Regions from separate parts of the Homo sapiens genome. Here region 2 is linked to region 1. The links are chromatin loops, found by intact Hi-C in ENCODE. Cell type or tissue: GM12878. All regions are shown on one strand. Links, peaks and the distances in the headings refer to the core of each region. The heading gives the core; the rest is flanking DNA. Region 1 overlaps FHIT (fragile histidine triad diadenosine triphosphatase). Region 2 overlaps LOC105377114 (a long non-coding RNA gene).

The links. Hi-C counts contacts between places; a loop is a spot of excess contacts. Peaks named below come from ENCODE experiments on the same cell type or tissue, not always from the same donor. Only the 100,000 strongest peaks of a DNase experiment are listed, where the experiment ranks them.
Region 2: a loop joins it to region 1, with 5 times the contacts of the local background. A loop is called at or near these places in 7 of 110 quality-filtered maps.

Annotation. Positions count from the first base shown.
Region 1 is chr3:60,749,498-60,759,219 of GRCh38, reverse strand. The region is part of intron 4 of FHIT (fragile histidine triad diadenosine triphosphatase); the gene reads left to right. Among named protein-coding and RNA genes, the nearest start is that of MIR548BB, 140 kb to the right of the region's middle. In GM12878, for the core only: a CTCF peak has its summit at 3,893 (motif pointing left); no DNase peak of the experiment used is centred there.
Region 2 is chr3:61,375,929-61,385,650 of GRCh38, reverse strand. All of the region lies in intron 3 of LOC105377114 (a long non-coding RNA gene), which reads left to right. Among named protein-coding and RNA genes, the nearest start is that of FHIT, 130 kb to the right of the region's middle. RefSeq lists a silencer at 3,728-3,797. In GM12878, for the core only: a CTCF peak has its summit at 3,675 (motif pointing right); a DNase peak (open chromatin) is centred at 3,720.

The sequences.
Region 1 (9,722 bases), core at 1,698-6,697:
ATCAATTCCTATCACTGTTCTACTCAAAACCATAAAAACTTATTGTCTCAAAATAGAAGCCAAAGTTCTTGAGGCTATTCATCTTGTCCCTGCCGTCTCCCTGATTGCATAGGCTGCCAATGTCCTCCTTACTTCCTCTGCTACAGTGGCACTGGCCTTCTACTGGTACTCAAAAGTGCCACCCACACCTCGTCATCTCATGATTTCCGCCCCCAGAACACACTTGCCCTGGACATCGCCGTAGCTTGCTTCATCTTTTCCTTTAGATCTCTGCTCAGATTATCACCTTTTAAGAAAGGCCTACTCTGTCTTTTATAAATCAGCAGTCCTCTTGCTGATCTCCCACTCTCTATTCCTGTTAACCATTTCTTATAAGCACATAAGATATCATTGAGTTGTTTATTTTCTGATTCTCCCCCAGAATGTAAGCTCCAAGAGAGTAGGCATTTTGTTTTGGTCTCTGCTCTATGTCTAGTTCATAAAATAGTGCCTTGCAAGTAGTAGGCACTCAATAAACATTGATTGAATAAATGAAACATGGAATGAGAAATGTACATCTAAATTTTTAAGCGACAGCTCTAACAATTGGCCTGAAATCAAATACTGATGACCACTAATGCTTATTTTATTTTCTGAATCCGCACGCCCATGATTTTGGCATTTTACCTCTTTGGTGAATTTGTTGCTTCTCCTAAAAAGGTAAAAGGGTGTAAGATTTCCTTGATAACCTTTTGAGTTATATGAACTCAAGCTAAACAGAATGTTACTCAAGGATCACAGTAACTGAACGTGTCAAAATAGTATCTTGCTTCTCTCTTCCTGTATCAGTCAGCCCCACAGGAAACAGATGGCATCCATACATTGGGTAATTTGACTAGAGTTTAACAAAGGTAGCATTTTCAAACTACAAGACAGAGTGCAGTACCTTGGGGCTAGCTGCAGCGTTTTCTGATGCTACTCAACTCCTGAAGGGTAAAGGGGAGGAAAGAGGCATAGGAGAGGGAAGGTTATTGGGACCTGAGGGAGAGCTGTGTGACAGGCCCCTTGGCAGAGGCCACCTGAAGGACCAGCAGCCCTGGGTGGTGGGATACAACCAACCTGTGAGAAACTCTGCTTGGAGGTGACAGGGTGCTGAGGGACTAATATCCTAAGTTCTTTCTCCTCCCTTCTGATCTCTGGCTGGGGTTTCCCATTGACCAAACTAACTGGAAGCTAGAGAGCCCTGGGCCGTAGTCCATGTAAGCCAGCCTCTGAGGCAGGCAACAGGCGAGGAAAGGGTGGAGGGCAGATCCAGAGGGTAATGGCAGGCATCCAGCAGGACGTCCAAGTGCTATCTTCCAAACTCTAGACTAGTCTTCCACTTCTATGCGAGTGTCGTGTCATCCATTCTTCACATGGCAGCCAAAATAAAACCACCAATCTGTTCATGTTGTTCCCTTGTTGAAGACTGAATCATTCAACAGCTTTCTCTTGTGCTTACAATTAATTCCAAACGCACTCTAGTGGTATACCAGACCCATGAGGGGCTGGCTGGTTTCTACTCACCTCTTCCCTGAAGCTTATACTACACATGTCCACCCTGGTCACTGCACCAACTCAAGGGGCTGCCACTTCCCAGGAAGAGCTAAGTTCAGTGTCCTCACCGGCTCTTAGCATACTCTTATCTCTCTGCCTGCAGCACCCTTTCTTCAACCCTCGACATGCTTGACTCATTTAGACACAATCACCTAAGGAGGCCCTTCCTGTCCTCTTTGCCTAAAGGAAGTTTTCCATTCATTCTCTATCAGAAAATATTTCCTTCACAGCATTTATCACAAACCATAAATGGCTTCTCTTTCTTTCTCTGTTGCCATTGCTTTGTTCAATCTGAACTGTAAACAAAACAAAGTCAGTTGCTTCTTGTTCACTCTCTGATCTTCAGAATTCAGAACAATGTCTGGCCCAGGTGGTTTCTCAATAAATATTGGGTGATTGAGTAAAGGAACATTATTTTCAATGAAAATATCTTCCCATTTATGCAATAGTGAAAAAATAGCTTACTTGAAGTTTATCTCCAATGTATCTAAATTTCTATCTCTTTAGTATTTGGGAGATCTCAAATATATTAATAACACATACTTGAATAAAATATACTTACTAATGACAGAGTTGATTTTCTACAGCTCTGGCTGATTTTTTTTTGCTGTTGTTTGTTTGTTTTGTTTTTGTTTTTCTTTTTTTGTGGTTGGTCTTGTATGCCTTTAACAAAAATTAAGCTAACAAATGAACAATGCCCTTTCCCCAGTCCATAGTTTCACAGCAGAGCTAATTACATGCAGCTGACTTTTTGGGTGACTTATTGGAAGTTAGTGCTGTGTGGTCACAAGGTTTGTGCTATACAGACAAAAAGACCTGGCCAAACTCCAGTTAAGCCACTAATTGGCTGGGTAAGACTGTGACAAGTTATTCAGCTTTTCTGTTCCACATTTTCTTCCTCTATAAAAGCAAGGATAATGCGGCCTAATTCCTAGAGTTGTTTTAGGATCACAGGTGATAACATAGATCTTCTCTTTCCTCTGTGTCTTTCACTTTCTTTAGTGACAGACATCTGCTCAAATCCTCCTTTTTTCCTCTCCGGCTGCTTCTTCATCAATACCGTCTCCCCAACCCATTTTATTAGTCTTTGAATCTCATGTCCATATTCTGAGAATCTTGCTGGAAGGCTTTCCTGTCCACACTTCCTTTATAATGTTGAATTTGCTCTCTGGTGGAAGCAGCCTGGAGCTTGATCATGCCCATGACGAATTGCAGACTCATCAGGCTTTTCGTTTGGCATCGTATTTGCCAGACAAATGTAGACAGCACTTTTGTGTGGTGAAGCACTTTGTTAGTACTTCGAGCTTCTAAGGGACAATGTGAGTTGGAAAAAAAAGGCATTGAAACCTTGTACAATACTCACCCCATTACACAAGAAAAACCAAATGAGTTTATCTGACAAAAAGGTGTGGGTATGTGTTTGATAGAAGAAGCCCAAGCCACAAGGTGCTCTCTCTACAGAGAATCAAGATGCATTGAAGTTTTTTGTCTTTTGTTTACTTCTTTTTAGTGAAATTTAACTAATACACTTTGAATGCATTCTCTGTGCCAGGTATTTTCTTTATTCTTTTAGATGAACTTGGAACGGTGAAGGTTACAAAGTAAAAATATTTAGGAGTAAGTGGCTTTTACAAGATTTGACCAAAGAACAGAATGCTTTGCTGACACTTTGGAAATGTAAGGGTGGTGTATGTTTAATCGGGAAATACTCAGTTTCTAATGCATGCAATGTTTGTCTGGAACCTTTTTCCTTAAATGATTCAAATCAGTTCCATTCAAACCTGTGTACTTAGCACTCTTGATAGGTACTGAATAAAACAAAGATACAGTCCCTCCTTGCTGGGACTTCAGAGTCTGGCTCATTGTTCCTTAACTTATTTAACCAATGTCTCTAAATTTCTAAATATAAATATCTCAGGCCCTCTTTACATGTTATTTGAAACTTTAAATAAGCTAAATTAAAGATAATTAAGTTAAAGCCCTGCTTTATTTTTGTTACCTATAACTTATACATTTATTTATGGCTCTCTGAAATACTGATGTGACTGATGATGTGAAATAGCAAACACTTGCTGATAAATGGCACAAGCTTGTCATTTATCAGTCAGCTTCATGTTTTGTAGAAACCAGAGGTTGCAAATTAGTGGTTCCATGGGTCCAATGCAGATCACAGAGTCATTGTCATCCTAAGTGAGCCAACATTTGAAGTTGAGATATTATCCATAGAATGCAGATTTTCGACTTATCTTAAAACATTGGAAGATCGGGTAGCTATGGGCCTGCATTCCCACCTGACAGCAATGGGATGGGACTGACTGGCTGCTGCCCCCTTCAGGGAGGACGTGTTCTCTTCTGTTGTCATGTCCTCATCACTCATCCAGTAAACACACATGCCTGAAAATTGGCCTGCAGCATGCAACTAACTTTCCTGACTGCTGGAAAACACTTGAGTTTGAGAGTCCTGGTAGATTCCAGGGAGAGGAGATTGGAGTATTTTCAGAATACAGAGTAGATGGACCTTGAGGTATTGGTAGGATTTATATACTTGAAGAAGTGCTGAGAGGAGGTCATGCCAGAAAGGAGAATAACTTTGATGCTGAATCCCACCAGGTTTTTCTCTAATAATATTTAAATTGCTGAAGGATGCAGATGATTTCCTTTTTTCTAATAAATGAAAGCATATTTAAGGTTAAGACTCTTACTCTCTTGCAACCTTGCAATCTAATATACTTTCTTGAGAGGAAGGAAAAATGGAGAAGTTATAGTTAGCAAGAGCTAGGAATGGGTATGACTAAGGTTCCAGCAATGGGACACTGTCAGGTTTATGAATTCTATGAATTCATCAGTTAAAATTGTGTGTGTGCCTATGAGTGTAGAAAGGGTAAATGTTGAAAACAACTGTGTTACGGCAGCAAAGATTCAGATTTGCCACAGAAAATAAGGCTGACATTACCACTGAGTATCTCCCAAAAGCTTCTCATCATAGTAGTTGAGCCAGTACTTTTTTTTTTTTGAGACAGAGTTTCACTCTTCTCACCCAGGCTGGAGTGCAGTGGCGCGATCTTAGCTCACCGCAACCTCTGCCTCCTGTGTTCAAGCCATTCTCCTGCTTCAGCCTCCCAAATAGCTGGGATTACAGGCATGTGCCACCACGCCCGGCTAATATAAAAAGAGTAAGAGATGATGAGTTTGACCAAGATACCTTTAAGAGTATGACTTCTGTCACCAAAGACACTCCATATCCTGCAGGATTTTTCTAAACCAGCCTCTACTCGTATGTGAGATTCCCCCTGTTGATATCACGCTTAAGATGATATCTCTGAAAAGCCACTATCAGGATAACATTGCATCAATGAGTAGTATCATCTTTACATTTAAGAGCTGGTTTTCATTTTTCAGGTTAACTGGCCTTTCACTAACAGGCAGGGGGCCGAGAAAGAGTGCAAAGTGGGTACAGTTTACTTTGTTTTGATATTATTGGAGAATATCAAATGAAGAAGTTTTCTTATCCTGGTAAGGCCAGATCCCTTGTATAGCTTGATGTTTCCTTGGTCTTCAGAAGACTACACCATAAGGATTTATTTTTGTTAAATTGAAAACAGATCTCCTCCCAAAGGAAAGGCCCTTTTATTGATCCTGACCTTTTCCTTTTGCTGGGAAAGGCTTGTTGAGTTGCCTTTTAAACAACCAGAAATCACTGCTTTTTTTTTTCCTTGTAATCTTTTATTTATCCTGTTCACAGGCCTTACATACTTAAAAATAAATTTCCTATGGAAATTGTAAAGCAGCCCTACTTAGTGAAGAGTTAAGGATAGAAAATCGTCTTAACAAATCACATGTATCATGTGTCAGAGGCAGGGCAGGCAGTTCAATACCTAATTGTCCCTGGCCTCACCCTCTTCAATTTTACTTTCTTCTTTTGTTTTCATCTGTATCTTGTGAGTTCCCACAAGAGGTACTTCAGAGTTTATTTTGTCTAGTAGTGTCATGAGAAAACTTAAAGCACTGACTTGGGATTATATTAGATTATTAGATGGAAGAATCAAGAAATTAATTTCCTTCAAGAGAAGAATGGCATGTCTGGCCAAACAGAATATTGCTTAATGTAATAGAACTCCCAAATGAAATTGGAGAGTGGATCGCTCCCTTACCTGGGGGATGTGAGATTATTGAATTCCAGATTTCTGTATAAATTAACATCCAAATGAGTGGATCCGCCCTCTGCTCTGCCAGCCATTTCTCTCCCTTTTTGTGATTGTTCTGGACATGAATGTTTCTGTTACCCGCCAGAGGGCTGCACATCTTCAGCCAGCTCTGCCAGAGAATAAAAGAATTAATGGATTGGAACCTAATCCATAACTCCCTAACTCCACAGCTTTATTTTTTTAATAGTTCATAAACTTCTTATTTTCCCCTTTAGCCTAGATTTCCTTTATGGTGAAGGAAAGGTTTGCCAGCCTTTGGATCTGCTTTATAAAAATGCTTTAAAAGACAATGCTGTGTTGTGTGAATGCCTGCAACTCACCTTCATGCAATATTCAAGAACTGTCCCAGAGTTTATGTCTGAATTTGTTCTGATGTAAGGAACCCTGGAGCCAACAACACAACTAGTTCCAGATGGGTTAAGTTTTGCATTCTTAAAGACTTAGTAGGCCAATAAATATTGCTTCTCTTAGGGCTGTCGAAAGTAATGTAATTGGGAGCACGACAGATGCCTAACGGGATACCTAGAGATCTCTATTTTGAAATTTCTAAAGTGACATAATACAGTTTGTATTTTTTTCAGAATAACTACATTAAATGTCTGTTTTTCAGAATGAAACTCTCTGTGGGATCTGTTTTGGCATCTTTCTCTTCTTCTGGGTGATAGAATTGGGAGATAAACCAGTGACTGATTTCTTAAAAAGTTAAGTTTTGAGAAACATATTTTATAGGACACACATGCCTTACACCAAGCGCTCCAACAGCAAACACTCATGATTGGATTTGGAAACAGCAGCATTTGCTGTCTGAAGGGGAAACCTACACAAGTGGAATGTATCCAGGGTTGTGGGTTCGAATTGTTCACAAAATAAAACGCAAAAAAGTAGCCATTGTTGAGAACTTGGAGAGGAGGTCTCACTTGGCACCCTTCACATGTCCTTTTCAATCAGAGAGGGACTGGCCAGCACCTACTGACCCCAGTCGCCTTCCAGTTTCCACTCCATGGCCCTGCTGCTGCACAGAAGCCTTAGTTTCATGAGCTCCCTGTGAAAAATCGAATGCACAATTGATTCTCCCCTTTCTGGAATTTCACGTGTTATCTGTTGGGAAATAAAAAATAAGTGCAAAAGCAAAGTATGTTGTGTAATTTGTGTAAGTTCTTCCTGAAGTATGCTTTCTTTTTGAGGTGACCTATTCATTCCTCTCCATGTGTTCCCCCACCCCCAGTGAAAACAACCTTTTATTTCCTGATTACTGATATGTGCCTTTGGGATAAACTAAAGAAGAGAGTAAGACTCACCTGAAATTTGAAGACTATGGAATACTAAAACTTTGCAAATTTCCCAACAAATGTCTCATTATGCGTGTACGTAGAAAAACACAAAATTTTATAAACATTTTACATAATATGTGTACTCTTCCACCTGCAGCTTTATAACCTAGTTTTTAAAACCAAATATCATCTTCCTATGTTGATAAATATACATCTACATCTTCCACTTAAAAGACTGCATAGTATTCTATTTTATAGGTGTACCACAACTTACTTAGCCTATCCCCTTTTGATGGGCATTTAGATTGTTTCTGGTTTTTTTATATTATAAAAAAACAATGAATAAGCATTCTCATCCATATACATTTATGAATTTCACAAGTTGTTTCCTTTGGATATAATCCTACGAATGAATTTTTTTTTCATAAAATACTACCATTAAAGATTTTGAGAAAGTTGCTACCCTGCCTTTCAGAGAGATACTGATTTCTACTTATCCCATCTGTGTATGAGCATCTCCAATTCCTTAAAATCTCACCAACAGTGGGTAGTATAAAGCTTTCTCAACCAAAAAGGGACAAAAATATTTGTTGTAATTTTTGTTTGAATTTCTTTGATTCATAGTGAGGTTGGACATTATGCCATCATTGGCATTCCTATTTCTTCTTTTGGAAATTATCTGTTCCTATCCTTTGCCCATATTTTGCTTTTTGGATTTTCCTTATTGCTTGCAATGGCTTTCTGTAAATACTGGATATATGTGATTCTCATAGAAGCATCTGGAAAGGATCTTGTAAAAAAAATATTTGAGAACAATGCAACATTAAAGTGAGAAAAATAATTTGGTGCTGTCTCACTCTAAGTATCCATTGAACACCTCTCTGTTCCTCAGTTTCCTCCTATATAAAATTAGAAAAGAGTAATCATCCATTTCTCAGATTTCTTCAGTTGTAATAAAGCCAGTAGTTATTAAAGTGAAGCATTTCACCCATGTTACTTCCACAGTAAACACTCTGGTGTCTTCTGTTGTTCTAACCACTCTCGACTTACCTGGTTGGTGAGAAAGGGTCCCACCCTAGGGTTAGAAAGATGACTGAACAACACTGGACCAGTGAGACAGCAGTTTGTTAGTCACATATACTCACAGCCCAGGGAGGAAGGACCCTGAGTGCCACACAGGTCCACGTGGGAGTTGCACTTGGGAACACAGTGAGCAATCAGGGGATGTGGGAAGAAGGCTTTAGTATTAAGAGGGGTGGGATTATCCCTGTTTCTATGGGAGGATGAAGTCGGCTTGTCTGAATAATTCTGCAGGCTGGCAGGAAACTGAAATCCACTACTCCGGAATAAGAGGAATAAGCAGGAACCATGCCTGGTTCACATGACAGGGAGGGTTGTTTGGCTGGGGGACTTTATTTGCAGGAGCAGAGCTGGGAGGTGTATTAGTCTGTTTTCACACTGCTGATAAAGATATATCGGAGACTGGGTGATTTACAAAAGAAAGAGGTTTATTGGACTTACTGTTCCACATGGCTGGAGAGACCTCATGATCATGGCTAAAGGCAAGGAGGAGCAAGTCACATCTTACATGGAGGGCAGCAGGCAAAGAGAGACCTTGTGCAGGGAAACTCCCATTTTAAAAACCATCAGATCTTGTGAGACTGATTCATGATCATGTGAACAGTGCAGGAAAGACTTGCTCCCATAATTCAATCACCTCCTGCTGGGTTCCTCCCACAACATGTGGGAATTGTGGGAGTTACAATTCAAGATAAGATTTGGGTGGAGGCACAGCCAAACCATGTCAGGAGGGGAACTTGTCATTAGGTCATTTGAGGCCCTCCTGAATTTCTCCATATGTCAAAGCAGCACAAAATATGGGGGCCTTGATTTTAGACCTTATACTGCAACTATTTCTGAGAGGTGAGTCCTCTCAGAGGACTCAGAATTCAGTGGCCTCTTCTCGGTCCCCATTGCCTTTGACTACGTTCATCCTATGCACTCCTGAAAACTCTTCCTCCATTGCCCTCCATCCCACAGTCCTGTCCATGAAGGCATGAGTCAGATGGTCCCTGAGTGAGGCAACATGCCTTTGATCCCATCTCTGTTGTCTACTAGTTATATGGCTTTGACAAGATACATTACTCTCAGCCTTGGTTTTAATGAAATAGAGGTAGTGCCTACGTCATAAAATGACATAGAAAAAGTTCCCAGTTTAGTGTCAGACTTATACTGGGCACTTTAATCTTAATTCTTTGTATCTTTCACTTGTTAATGTCACATGCAGACCATCTAAATTTGAGTATTAACTAAGATTTGTTGCTTACCTTCTAGTCTTCTTTCTCTATTCCTTAATCCTTGGAGATATACCCACATTTACTATGGCTTCAAGTTATGGCTTTAGGCAAATGACTCCCAAGTTGCATTTCCTGCACTGATCACTTTCTGGTTTTCTGGTTCCACGTTTCCAATTGTCTCCTAGAGATTTTTCCTGCTGTGTCTTATTCAGCATGTTTAAAATTTCCCCCTTCAAACTAGTACTTTCTCCTGACTGGCTTCCTTATTTGTGTTAGTGGTGACAATGATCTCTCTGTCATCTTGGCTTAATGCTTTTAAGTCACCATTAGTTCCTTCTCTTTCAGACGCACAATAACTCAGCTGTTAGGGGCTG
Region 2 (9,722 bases), core at 1,677-6,676, 630 kb before region 1:
TTTCTACCCTTGTCACCCACGGATCCAGTTTTCCCCCTGCCCACCAGAAAACACACATTTTTGGGGTGTCTTTCTAGAGTTTCTTTATGCATGTGTACAAGCAAATATAAATGTATACTCATTTACTCCCCCTTTTCCATATAATGGTAGTATATCATACATAATATTCTGTACTGTGCTTTTCTCACTTAGAAATATATCCAGGAATTTTTTCAAGCTGCATATTATTTCCTTATATGGAATACCATGAACCATAATTTATATAACCAATCCTATACTGATGGACATTTAGATTTTAAAAAATCTTTTCCTATTAAAATTAATGCTGCAATGAATAGGCTTATACATAAATCAATTATCTCTAGGATAAATTCCCACAGGTGAAATTGCTAGATCAAGCAGCATTTGCATTTGTAAGTTGTTAGATATTGCTAAATTGTCCTCTATTGGCAAGCCCAGATATTTCAAAAGTATTTATTTCTGGAGCCCTATAGGTCTCCAGTGTTCAACTTGCTGCAAAAATTTGTCTTTATTGGACCAGAGGAAGGAGGAAGATAGGTAACATTTTGTGAAATTATTTTTATAAGTAACTTCAAATTCTTTATGAAACAAAGAAAAAATATAAGAAGAGAGAAAACATTCAAGCATTACTATGTATGATGTATTATTCTCGGCTATTTGTGTAGATGAATCCTCACCACCAGTCTGTGAAGTTAGTTTCGTTTTTCTTATCAAAGATGAAAAACTAATTCTCAGAAAGATTACATATTTCATCCAAGATTGTGCTAATGGTTGTTCAACAGGATCTAGAAGCTTTTTTTTCTTCTTTCTTTTTTTCTTTTTCTTTTTTTTTTTTTGAGACGGAGTTTCGCTCTTATTGCCCAGGCTGGAGTGCAATGGTGCGATCTTGGCTCACTGCAACCTCCGCCTCCCAGGTTCAAGTGATTCTCCTGCCTCAGCCTCCCGAGTAGCTGGGGTTACAGGCATGCGCCACCATGCCTGGCTAATTTTGTATTTTTAGTAGAGATGGGGTTTCTCCATGTTGGTCAGGCTGGTCTCGAACTCACGACCTCAGGTTATCCGCCCACCTTGGCCTCCCAAAGTGCTGGGATTGCAGGTGTGAACCACTGTGCCTGGCTTGCTTGCTTTCTTTCTTTTTCCTTCTTTCTTTCTTTCTTTCTTTCTTTCTTTCTTTCTTTCTTTCTTTCTTTCTTTCTTTCTTTTGTTATACTTTAAGTTCTAGGGTACATGTACACAATGTGCGGGTTTGTTACATAGGTATACATGTGCCATGTTGGTTTGCTGCACCCATCAACTCGTCATTTACATTAGGTATTTCTCCTAATGCTATTCCTCCTCCAGCTCCCCACCCATTGACAGGCCCCGGTGTGTGATGTTCCCTGCCCTGTGTCCAAGTGTTCTCATTGTTCAATTCCCACCTATGAGTGAGAACACGTGGTGTTTGGTTTTCTGTCCTTGTGATAGTTTGCTGAGAATGATGGTTTCCAGCTTCATCCATGTCCCTACAAAGGACATGAACTCATCATTTTTTATGGCTGCATAGTATTCCATGGTGTGTATGTCCCACATTTTCTTAATCCAGTCTATCATAGATGGACATTTGGGTTGGTTCCAAGTCTTTGCTATTGTGAATAGTGCCACATTAAACATACATGTGCATGTGTCTTTATAGTAGCATGATTTATAATCCTTTAGGTATATACCCAGTAATGGGATGGCTGGGTCAAATGGTATTTCTAGTTCTAGATCCTAGAGGAATCGCCACACTGTCTTCCACAATGATTAAAAGCATTCCTATTTCTCCACATCGTCTCCAGCATCTGTTGTTTCCTGACTTTTTAATGATCGCCATTCTTACTGGCATGAGATGGTATCTCATTGTGGTTTTGATTTGCATTTCTCTTATGACCAGGGATGATGAACATTTTTTCATGTGTCTGTGGGCTGCATAAATGTCTTCTTTTGAGGAATGTCTGTTCATGTCTTTTGCCCACTTTTTGATGGGGTTGTCTTTTTCTTGTAAATTTGTTTAAGTTCTTTGTAGATTCTGGATATTAGCCATTCGTCAGATGCGTAGATTTGGACTTCTTTCTTTCTTTTTTTTTCTTTTCTTTTTTCTTTCTTTCTTTCTTTTTTTTTTGTTGAGACGGAATCTTGCTCTGTTGCCCAGGCTGGAGTGCAGTGGCGCGATCTTGGCTCACTGCAAACTCCGCCTCCCAGGTTCACGCCATTCTCCTGCCTCAGCCTCCCGAGTAGCTGGGACTACAGGTGCCCGCCACCATGCCTGGCTAATCTTTTGTATTTTTTTTTTTAGTGGAGACAGGGTTTCACCGTGTTAGCCAGGATGGTCTCAATCTCCTGACCTCGTGATCCGCCTGCCTCAGCCTCCCAAAGTGCTAGGATTACAGGTATGAGCCACCGTGCCCGGCCGGCCTTCCTCTTTATTAAGAAGAGGGACATGTTCGTATCTGGGGAGATTCTATCTCTTATGACAGGCTCCTCTGCCCTGCGATGGTAAATCCATCTCTTGTGTTGGTATGAACTGCTAGGAACATATATGATGACCATTGGGTTCTGAATCACCCAAAACTTGGCTGAACTCACTGTCGGAAGATAGCACAGAGTTTAATTCTCTGGAATAGATAGTTTTAATACTTCTGTAGAAAATCTTATAATAGCATTTTCATTTATACAGTCTAAGATAAGGCAATCAGATCTTTTGCTTGAGGATATAAATTAATTGCTGGCAGAAGTCAGTCAAGAGGAAGACTATATGTTTTGACTAGGGTACAGTGAGCAAGAAGAAGTCGTAATTGAGGCAGGCCACAGATTTCTAGATGACCTGAGGCAAGGCATTTGGCCATGACTGTTTTCAGCACTCTGTCTCCAAAATGGAAGGTCCTTATAGATAACACTGATCACTAACAACATACTTGGCATAGAATTAGTCATGATTGATGATGCAGCATGTAATATGAAATGGATAAGAGAACAGACTTTTTAGCCAAATAAACCTACATTTGAATGTTTTTTCTGTTCTTTACTGGGTGTGTGACATTGGGAACTTTAGTATTTTTTCTAAGTCTTTCTTTCTTTGTCTGAAAAATGAGGATAACAGTCGTACCCACCTCATAGGGTTGTTGTGAAAATTAAGTGAGATTACATGGATAAAATGCTTAGTAAAGCGCCTGGAACATAATAAGTACTCATTAAATGATAGCTGCTCTTATTATTTCATGTTAATACTCATGTTTTCTATTCTGAGATCTCTTTACTCCGGACTGTGGGGCGGATTTCTGTACTGTGAGAACCAACTTTGTGTGTTTAATATGGCTGTATGCTCAGCTAAATTAAAACACAGAGGTAAAGCTCTACCTGACCTTGTCGGTGATTAGCTTTTGCCTTTCCATGCATGAAATTTGATTATCTTTATCATTGTCTTAGCTTGTGTTACCTACGTATCATAAAATTATCCCAACATTTTAATATCCTGTCACAAACATTTATCTTTTTGACCTTCAATGGAATTGTGGTAAGTCTGTCTGCTCCTGAATGCATCTATCTATCTCATGTAATGTGAAATTACCAGTGCTGAAGTTTAATACTTATACCTTGGTCACTTAGATGCCGTGAGCTTTGATTCATCCTTGCCACTAGATGGCACTATAATAGAACACATTCATCATAGTTGTGCTTTATTGTCTGGGCAGACATGCCATAGAAATAGGAGCTAAGGAGGTGTAGCCTCCACGTATGAAAATGAAGATGAGAGGGCTTTGACATAGGGACATTTCGTAAATAGGAGAGTTTAGTGTTTGAGTTTTATGTGGTTTGGGTTCCTCCAAACCACATAAAACACATAAAATGATCTCCAAACCACATAAAATGATTTTGAGGATAGGAATAAGGGAGCAAGAAGAACAAGACTGGAAAGGAAGAAATGGAGAAACATGAGGATAATGTTTCAAGACTACTGCTGTGGGCAACAGGGCTTAATTCTACAGGAGCATCCTAAGAAGCATGAAGGATGCCTCCCAGAATTGTCCACACAATTGTGGGGCGGCAAGAGTGCTTATTCATTAGCTCCTGTCCATTGGTTAAGGTTGCTCCCTGTTCTTTCGCTGCACATATGTATAAGCCAAAAAACTCCTGCTGGAATCCAACATGGCCATGGGGCAGAAAGTAAAGATTCTCAGTGTGGCCTAGAGATAAGACGTCATCAGGTGAAGCAGATCTGAGAATGCATTCAATTATCTATTCCAACCTGGTTAAAATCAGATATAAGGCTGGGTAGATGTGACTCAGGGCACCAGATGTATCTACTACAGCGACCTAATAAATCATGTAGTCTGTAAATTCTTCCAGTTGAAATAAACAAAGAATCTTAATGAACCACCTGCATCTCCAAATCCTTGGGGGCTACCCAATGGGTATTCCAGCAAAAGTTTAATGAATAAAAACATAAAAGATTATGAAATTCAGAGAAGGAGATATCTTGCCTTTTATATCCTAGTAGGAAAAGTTTCTCAAATCCTTTTATTGTTGTGTACTAGAATATAGAAACAGGAAGTGTTTGTTATTGTAGAAGCAGGAGGAGTTTACCAATCGGAAAAATCTGGGTTGGGCGGTATGTAGTGAGGGAATTGTAGTGGACTGGGGCTCAAGACAGTTTAGGATCTAGCTGTGATAACTGTCTAGCTGTGATGTTGGATGAATTACTTAGGTCACCCTAAGCTGAAATTGTGGGACCTCAGTGTCTTTATCTGTAGAAGATTGTATATATAATATATATAATTATTTTATATATATATATGTTGGCTGAGTTCAATCATCTTTAAGATTTCTTCTAGTCCTAAGATGCTATGAAAATTATACATGTAGAAAAATAGGTGACTTTTGTGAGTGGGCATATTATACTGATATGTGTATTCATGTTTGCATACGTGATATGATGAGTTTTTCAACATTGGAATTGATTATCTACTTGACACTGTGAAAATATCCTTGATCTTTAAAAATTGAAAAGTTTCGTTGGATTCAGAATGATGTGCCAGATAATATTCAAGTACATACAAGAAATACTAGTTCTAAAGCATTCACAGGTAATATAAATGAAACCCTGTTTTCTTTTATTGGTTAGTTATATAACATTCTTCAGTTTTACAAATTAAGTAATTATTTAATAGTTATTTTAATCGAAGCAGGGAGAAGGTGCAATCATCTTTAGAGGTGGAAAATCACGTAATTTATTGCACATACTGGACACTTTTGAGAGTGAAAGGGGGCACCAGTTATAATTAGTAATTATTTTGGGATAAGAGATATAACTCAGAACCACCCCAGGCAAACTGGGACAGAATATTGCCTTATTTGAAGGTTGATTTCAACTTCCTTATTGGCTAAGAAAGTAGTAGGATAAATTTAATCCAAATTCCCTAGAATTAGACAGACCCTCCACTGAGACCAAATATAAAATCTCAGTAAAATACAAAATAAAAGCTGTTTGAAGCCATCAGACAATAACCAAGGTAACTGAAAGTTGAGAGGCCAGGATCTCAAAGAAAAAGGAAAAACAGAGGGCGAGTCCTGAATTTGCTAATGCTTTTGCCCTTAGAATCTTTGCTAATTTGCCTTGTGGGACATAGAGGCTGAAGAGAAATCAGAGGTCTAGAGTTTGCAGCAGTATCACTAAGATGAGACCAAAATTGAACTTCAGGGCTAGTTAAGTACCCAGAACTTAAGGGCATCAAAATCCTGAAGAAATGGGAACTTCAGAGAAGTGATCCTAGCTTTTGCTATACCATTTCCCTTCAAGTCGTTAGCGAATTCTTAAACTGGGCATGTGTGGAGCGAGAGGCTAAGAAACCCAGAAAAAAAAAGTAGTTGCCTTTTAGCTAAAAAACTAATCAGAGCTCTTGGCAGTCTCACAGTGCTGGGGAGAAACAAAAATTATAATTTAGAACCTGCCAAGGATCTCAGTAAATTCCCCAGGCTTTTAAATGAGACCTCTGAAGTGTTATGACTGATGATAGGGATAAATCAGTAATAGATCAGCCCTCACAAAGTCTTAAAAATAGTCTCCAATTATTTCAGTCTCTGATTGGATCAGGATTTCCTGCCTTTTAGGCAGAAGAAAATAAAATCTTCTCTGGAGAAATATAATATCATCCAGAGTCTCTACAATCATTCATGTGTAATGTCAGCCTTCAATCTAAAATTATCAGGTTTGCCAGGGAACTTGACCAAATGACAAAAGCTAAAAGGAAAAAAAATCAGCAATAGGTCTACAGGTGATGTGGATATTGAGGTTATTTAACTAACTATAATTAATAGATTTAAAAAGTAGATTCTAAAAATAGAGACTATCACTAGAAAATTAGAATCTATAAAAGCATAGTCAAATGGAAATTCTAGAGCTGAGAGGATTAAGAAGTAAAAAAATGAGTTTAACTGCAGATTAGAGAACAGAATAGAGAATTAGTAAGCTGAAAGTAGATAAGTAGAAAATGTTAAGTTTGAAGTGCAGAGAAGGAAAATTAATGGAAAATCTAGATAGTAGCATAGGGTACATATAAAAATTGGCACAAGTGTTGAATATATGTTTATTTGAAGCTCCAGAAGGGGAGGAGAGGGAAATGGAGGAGAAGAAATATTTGAAGATATGCTGGTCAAATAATTTCAAAAACAAGTGAAGGATCTCAAACTGCAGGTTCATGAAAGTCTACAAACCCCAAACAGAATAAATACAAAATATCACGGCAAATAGAGCTAAAAACTCATAAGTAGAAAATCTGAGTCATATTTAGAGAAAACAAGACAAATCATCTTTAAAAGAGTTACAATAAACTGACAGTTTTCCTTTCAAAAGAAATATCCTTCAATGAAGGATGAAACAGATACATGAAAATGAAATGAAAATATTCATTTGAATATCCTTAAATGAAGAAATATATCAAATGAAGAAATAAACAAATGAAGAGGAAATAAACTCACTTTCATATCCAAGTAAAACAGAAGAGAAATTGTTGCCAGAAAATGCATGTTAAAATTAAGCACAAGGGGAGTTATTCATCAGGAAGTTAATGGTCTTAGATGGAAGCGTAGAAATGCAGGAAGAAGTGAAGAGCAATGGGAAAGACAAATATGTGGGTAAGTTTAAATAAACACTGACTCTTTAAAAATAACAATAATAATGTCTAGTGGTTTGAAACTATATGTAGAATTAAAACCCATGACAACAACAGCATGGAAGGCAGGAAGGGAGTGAATGGAGTTGATTCTTGCATTATCTGGGAAGTGGTACATTTTCTGATCTAAGGTAGATTGATAACTGGATGTATGTTACTAAATGAACAAAAAAGAAAGTATGACTAATAATGTAATAAAAAGGAGAAAATGTAATGATAAAATAATTACTTGATTAATAAAATAGAATGCAAGACAGGAGAAAAAAGGAACAAAAAAGAGATGAGATAAATAGAAAACAATGTGGTAATCTGGTTTGATATATGGAAGAAGAAAGGACATTATAGTGGAAAAACTGCAGAAGTCCAAATCAAGCCTGAAGTTTAGTATAGTAGTATTGAGTGTTTAGTACCTATGTGGGTTTCTAAGTTTTAACACATGTACTGTGATAATGTAAAATGTTAAAATTAACTGAAAGTGACTGAGGGATATATAGGAATGCCTTGTACTATCTTTACAATTTTTCCGTACATCTAAAATTATTTCTTCCAAAAAGTTTATGAGAAATAAAAGGAAAAGGTGATAACTCTAGAAAAGTGGGCAAAATCTTGAGAATGACGTAAAAAATGTAATATTCAGATGCCCAATACAGATAAATAAAAGATGGTCACCTTCATTAAATATGAGAAAAATGCAATTTTTAAAAATTGTTTATTTTATTTTTATTTTTATTTTAATGGAGTCTCATTCTGTTGCCCAGGCTGGAGTGCAGTGGCACGATCTCAGCTCACTGCAACCTCCCCATCCCGGGTTCAAGTGATTCTCCTGCCTCAGCCTCCTGAGTAGCTGGGATTACAGGTGCATGCCACCACACCTGGCTAATTTTTGTATTTTAGTAGAGACAAGGTTTCACCATGTTGGCCAGGCTGGTCTTGAACTACTGACTTCAGGTGATCCACCCACCCCTGCCTCCCAAAGTGCTGGGATTACAGGCGTGAGCCACCACACCCAGCCAAAAAATGCAAATTAAAGCCTCAATGCATCATGACCACACATCCTCCATCATGGCTTATGTGAAAAAGACAGAATACCAAGATTGTTGAGGATGTTGAATGACTGGAACTCATACACCACTGGTGGGAGTGTAAATTTACAAGATCATTGTATTAAAATTTTCCTTGGCAGTGTTAACTAAAGCTAAACATAATGCCTACACTATCATCCAGAAATCCTGATCTAAGTACACATGTGCTAAAAAATGTGGACAAGAGCCAGGTGTGGTGGCTTATGCCTGTAATCCCAGCACTTTGGGAAGCTGAGGTGGGCAGATTGAGCTCTGAAGTTCGAGACCAGCCTGGGCAACATAGTGAAACCTCGTCTCTACTAAAACAAAAAATTAGCCAGGCAGTGGTGGTGCACGCCTGTAAACTCAGCCTCTAGGCTGAGGCACTAGAATCACTTGAACCCAGGAGGCAGAGGTTCCAGTGAGCTGAGTTCGTGCCACTGCACTCCAGGCTGGGCAACAGAGCAAGACTGTCTCAAAAAAAAAAAAAAATCAACAGCAACAAAAAACTGGACAAGAATGTTCAGTATCACTTTACTCTTAATAGCCCCAAACTGAAACAACCCAAATGTCCCTAGATGGGTAAATAATTTGTGACATTGGCATACAATAGAATATTATAAATTAACTTTTTAAAAAGCAACTACTGTACAAACAAAATTATGGATGAATCTTACAGACATAATGTTGAGGGGAACATCTAGAAAGAAAAGAAGTACATTCTTCATGATCCAATTTATTTGGAAGTAAATAAAATTAACCAACAGTGATGAAGGTCAGAACAGTGGTTACTTGTTGAGGAGGTAATGACCAGGAGGGGCAACAGGGAGCCTTCTGTGGTGCTGGTGGTGTTCTATATCTTGATATCATTTGTGGTTACAGGAGTGTGCCCACTTTGCCAAGATTCATTAAGCCCTTAGGATTTAGGTGCTTAACTGTATGACTATTACATATTAATAAAAAAGTCAAACCCACAAATGCCCTGGAAACCTGAATTTCAAATTAAAACATGTTTTCACTCAGCTTTATAGTATTGATACAAACTATAGCATATTTTTTGAGTGGGGGACAGAGTCTTGCTCTATCACCCAGGCAGGAGTGCAGCGGTGCAATCTCGGCTTACTGCAACCTCCACCTCCTGGGTTCGAGTGATTCTCATGTCTCAGCCTTCCGAGTAGCTGGGATTACAGGCCAGCACCACCATGCCTGGCTATTTTTTTCTGTATTTTTAGTAAAGATGGGGTTTCGCCATGTTGTCCATGATGGTCTTGAACTCCTGGGCTCAAGAGATCCACCCACCTCGGCCTCCCAAAGTGCTGGGATTATAGGCGTGAGCCACTGCACCCAGCCTATAGCATAATGTTTTTGTAAAAGTTCTATAAGTTGTAGAAACTGAAATTCCAACTAATGTATTGTTCTAACATAATAGAAAGATTTTATTTTATTTTATTTT